Regions from separate parts of the Homo sapiens genome. Here region 1 is linked to region 2. Evidence: chromatin loops called from intact Hi-C (ENCODE). Cell type or tissue: ovary. All regions are shown on one strand.

Evidence for each region. Hi-C counts contacts between places; a loop is a spot of excess contacts. Peaks named below come from ENCODE experiments on the same cell type or tissue, not always from the same donor. Only the 100,000 strongest peaks of a DNase experiment are listed, where the experiment ranks them.
Region 1: it touches region 2 in a loop (7-fold over the local background); 1 of 110 quality-filtered maps calls a loop at or near these places.

What each region holds. Positions count from the first base shown.
Region 1 is chrX:48,053,890-48,056,389 of GRCh38, forward strand. ZNF630-AS1 (ZNF630 antisense RNA 1) reads left to right here and starts at 2,421. Exons shown (of 2, transcript NR_046742.2): 1 at 2,421-2,500. In ovary, no CTCF peak of the experiment used is centred here; no DNase peak of the experiment used is centred here; H3K27ac peaks cover 732 bases.
Region 2 is chrX:47,314,019-47,316,518 of GRCh38, forward strand. No RefSeq gene overlaps it. Among named protein-coding and RNA genes, the nearest start is that of ZNF157, 55 kb to the right of the region's middle. In ovary, no CTCF peak of the experiment used is centred here; no DNase peak of the experiment used is centred here.

The DNA.
Region 1 (2,500 bases), 740 kb after region 2:
TTTGGGTGGGAACACAGCCAAACCATATCAGTCACTTATGTTTGTAAATTCTCACTTGTATTTTGTTCTCTTTCTGGTCTCTATTCTCTTTCAATGACTACTCTGCTAATGGCATTTATAAAGGAAAGAGGTTCAATTGACTCTGCAGTGCTAATGGCAGAGTAGTCATTCCCTAACAGCCTCAGAAAAAAACTAGCCCTTCCAAAACCTTGATTTTAGACTTCTGGCCTCCAGAACTGTGAGATAATACATTTCTATCTTTTAAACAACTCAGTCTATGGTACTTTATTATGGCAGCCCTAGCAAACAAGCACACCTTCTTTTGTTACTTTAAATGTGTACTTTTTTTTTTTTTTTGAGACATAGTCTCACTCTGTCATCCAGGCTGGAGTACAATCATGGCTCACTGCAGCCTTAACTTCTGAGGTTCAAGCAATCCTCCTACCTCAGCCTCCTGAGTAGCTAGGACTACAGGTGCATACCACCAGGCCTGGCTAATTTTTTTATTTTTCATAGAGATGGGGTCTCATTATGTTATCCAGTCTGATCTTGAACTCCTGGCCTCAAGTCATCCTCTCACCTTGGCCTCCCAAAGTGCTGGGATTACAGGTGTGAGCCACCATACCCAGCCTATACTAAACGGTCTATGTCTAATAACTTCTATATCTGAAGTTGTATAGGTTTGACTGTCGTTTTTTATGAATCTTGCTAATAGTGTTTTGTGTCTTGTTATCTTGTGTGCACTATGAGTTTTTACACTGTGGGTTCCTATATTTTGAAATTTTATCTGTGGGTTGAAAGGTGGCTTACACCAAAGTGGATTTATGTTTACTTCTCTCAGGCATCTTGGGTCACTACAACCTGGGACCATTTCAAGTAAATCCTTGAGGTGTTTTGCTGATACACTGGAGATGTGACTTGAGGCTGCAAAGAAGCATGATGGCAGCTAATCCTCTGGCTCAGGGCTTTTGTACTTGCTATTCCCTCTGCCTGGCATGACCTACTTCAAATCCTCCTTCACTTCCTTTGGATCTCTGCTCAAATGGCACCCTATTATTGAGACCTTCCCTGCCCACCCCACATCCACAGGTGATTCCTTGTTCCCCTATCTTGATTTACTTTCATTCATCACCAGAGGATGAATACTTATACACACAGACACACACATGCACACAACAGAAACCTATAACTATCTATGTATCACCTTTTTATTATCCATGTCCCCACAAAGCAGGAACTATTTTTTCTGCTTTGTTCACTGTAGAATACTCAAAATAGGCTGGGCGTGGTGGCTCACGCCTGTAATCCCAGCACTTTGGGAGGCAGAGGTGGGCGGATCACAAGGTCAGGAGATCGAGACCATCCTGGCCAACATGGTGAAACCCCGTCTCCACTAAAATACAAAAAAATTAGCCAGGCATGGTGGCGTGCACCCGTAGTCCCAGCTACGCAGCAGGCTGAGGCAGGAAAATCGCTTGAACCCGGGAGGCAGAGGTTGAGATGAGCTGAGATCATGCCACTGCACTCCAGCCTGGAGACAGAGAGATACTCCGTCTCAAAAAAAAAAAAAAAAAAAAAAAAACAAAAAAAACAACTCAATGGGGTCTGCCATGCAGTACATGCTCAACAAAGGTTTGCTGAACATGAAAAAACAATGTCTGGCCGGGCACAGTGGCTCACGCCTGTAATCCCAGCACTTTGGGAGGCCAAGGTGGGCGGATCACGAGGTCAGGAGATCGAGACCATCCTGACTAACACGGTGAAAGCCCATCTCTACTAAAAATACAAAAAAAAATTAGCCAGGCATGGTGGCAGGCGCCTGTAGTCCCAGCTACTCAGGAGGCTGAGGCAAGAGAATGGCATGAACCCGGGATGCAGAGCTTCCAGTGAGCTGAGATCGCGCAGCTGCACTCCAGCCTGGGTGACAGAGCAAGACTCCGTCTCAAAACAAGCAGACAAACAAACAAAAAAACAATGTCCATCCACACTCTGGGAGATTTTTAGGAAATTCTTCACTGTTCCTGTGGCTTGCTGCAAGCACTGACTTCACAGGAAATCAGACCGCAGAAGCTCGGCCACAGCAACCTCAACAAAACAGACACTCCACTGTCTGAGTCTGCTCAGGCTGCTATAACAAAGATACCATAAACTGAGTAACTTATAAACAACAGAAATTTCTTTATTACGACTCTAGAGGCTGACAAATCCAATATCAAGGTGCCAGCAGATTTGGTGTCTGGCGAGGGCCCATTTATCATTGATGGCATCTCCTTGATGTATCCTCACATGGTGGAAGGGGCAAACAAGCTCCGTCAGGCCTCTATTATTAGGTCACTAATCCCATTCATGAGGGCAGAACCCTTGAGATCAAATCACCTCCCAAAGGCCCCACCTTCTAATATCATCACTTTGGTAATTAGGTTTCAAAATATGAATTTTGGGAGTACACAAACGCATCCACTATTGCTACCCCTTCACTTTGAGAGTATCTGCCAAACCA
Region 2 (2,500 bases):
TTGCTTGAACCCGGGAGGCAGAGGTTGCAGTGAACTGAGATTGTGCCGCTGCACTCCAGCCTGGGTGACAGAGCAAGACTCTGTTTCAAAAAAAAAAAAAATGGAATTGAGAATTACAGTGAAATCTTCCACTGTACCCTAAGGGGCAGGCCTGCTGAGGCAGAAAGTCCCCTGTGTCATCAGAACCAGAGAGACAGGCTGGGTGCAGTGGCTCACACCTGTAATCCCAACACTTTGGGAGGCTGAGGCAGGTAGATCGCTTGAGCCCAGGAGTTTTTTTTTTTTTTTTTCTGAGACGGAATCTTTCTCTGTCACCCAGGCTGGAGTGCAGTGGTGTGATCTTGGCTCACTGCAACCTCCACCTCCCAGTTTCAAGCAGTCCTCCTGCCTCAACCCCCCGAGTAGCTGGGATTACAGGCACCCACCACCACACCTGGCTAATTTTTGTGTTTTTAGTAGAGACAAGGTTTCACCATGTTGGCCAGGCTGGTCTCAAACTTCTGACCTCTGGTGATCCACCCACCTCGGCCTCCCAAAGTGCTGGGATTACAGGCGTGAGCCACTGCACCCAGCTGAGCCCAGGAATTTGAGATCGGTTTGGGTAACATGGTGAAACCCTGTGTCTACAAAAAAATACAAAAATTAACTAGGCGTAGTGGCATGCACCGATAGTCCCAGCTACTCAGGAGGCCAAGGTGGGAGGATTGCTTTAGCCCAGGAAGTCAAGGCTGCAGTGAGCCGTGATCATGCACTCCAGCCTAGGTGACAGAACAAGACCCTGTCTCAAAAAAAAGAACCAGGGAGGCAGATGAGAAACAGCTTTGTGATAGCTCTTCACAGGACTGCTGTGTTCCAGGCGAAGATGCCAGGGCATGCCACCAGGATTCAGGTGACTGCTCCCAAGCTTTGACTCTGTAGCCTATGCGGAGAAATGCCAGGCTGCCAGGGCACCTGGCTAGAGCCCTCCACATACAATTTATACAATGAGACAGGCCTTATAGCTTAGAATCTTATCAGTATTTATTTATTTATTTATTTACTTATTTATTTATTTTGAGACAGAGTCTCGCCCTGTTGCCCAGGCTGGAGTGCAGTGGCACGATCTCAACTCACTGCAGCCTCCACCTCCCGGGTTCAAACGATTCTTCTGCCTCAGCCTCCCGAGTAGCTGGGATTACAGACGCGCACCACCATGCCCAGCTAAATTTTGTATTTTTAGTAGAGACAGGCTTTCGCCATATTGGTCAGGCTGGTTTTGAACTCCTGACCTCAGGTGATCCTCCCGCCTCGGCCTCCCAAAGTGCTGGGATTATAGGCGTGAGCCACTGCACCCGACCATAGTGACTTTTTGCAAACCCTCAAGGGCTGTAAACAAAACAACTTTCCATTGCCAGAGAATTATATTTAAATCAACGTTACTATCCAAATGTCTAAATGTCTTTTAACACATGGTTACTTGTTTATTTCTTCTCTAATCTTCTATGCAGGATAAATTCAGATTCTTGTCCTCAGGAGTCTGGATTAAAAATATACTTTGTATTGCTGGCAATATTGTCATAAAACTAAATTTTCTTATACGGATACATTAAAAAGCACAGGGAGTGCTGGGCTTGGTGGCTCATGCCTGTAATCCCAGCAATTTGGGAGGCCAAGGCGGGCAGATCTCTTGAGGCCAGGAGTTCGAGACCAGCCTGGCCAACATGGTGAAACCTCGTCTCTACTAAAAATACAAAAAAAATTAATGGGGAGTGGTGGCATGGACCTGTAATCCCAGATACTCAGGAGGTTGAGGCGGGAGAATCGCTTGAACCTGGGAGGCAGAGGTTGCAGTGATCTCAGCTCACGCCACTGCACTGTACTCTAGCCTGGGAGACCCCGTTTCAAAAAAAAAAAAAAAAAAGAACAGACAAAATGAATCTACGGTGCAACAAGTGAGGGTAGGAGCAAATGCTTGGGAAGGACACAAAGGGAGGTTCCGGGGGTGCTGGTGATGTTCTGTTCCTTGACCTAAGCATTGTCACTGTGGGGAATGTGTATTCACTTTGGAATAATTCGGTCAGTTGGACCCATGGGTTGTGTATATATTTTTTTCCTGGCAGGTGAGTGGTTACACACTCCACTCCTTAGTGGATTTTGGCTTCCATGGCTACTGTCCTGCTGCTTTGTACATTTTTCTGATAAAAGCTTCAGTGAAAGGTTTTACAAATCAACAGAAAGAATAAACGATGAAGAGGAAAATGGCCTGGGAAAAAATGATTTCATACAGATAAGCTTCCCAGACGCTCTTGTTTCCTGACTCCCGTCCAAGCGCGGTGGCCAGCCATCTAGGCAGCCTTCCTTAGGCTTTCTCTCGGCTTCTGCCTTTGTCTGCAGCCCTCCTTTCTTTTCACTCCAGGGGCTGTTTATTGATCTCCTTGCTGCCATGCCTTCTGTTCCCATGGTAACGCAGGGGCTGCCCCATGCTGTTATGCACTTTTCTCTCCTAGGCTCAAAACAAGCA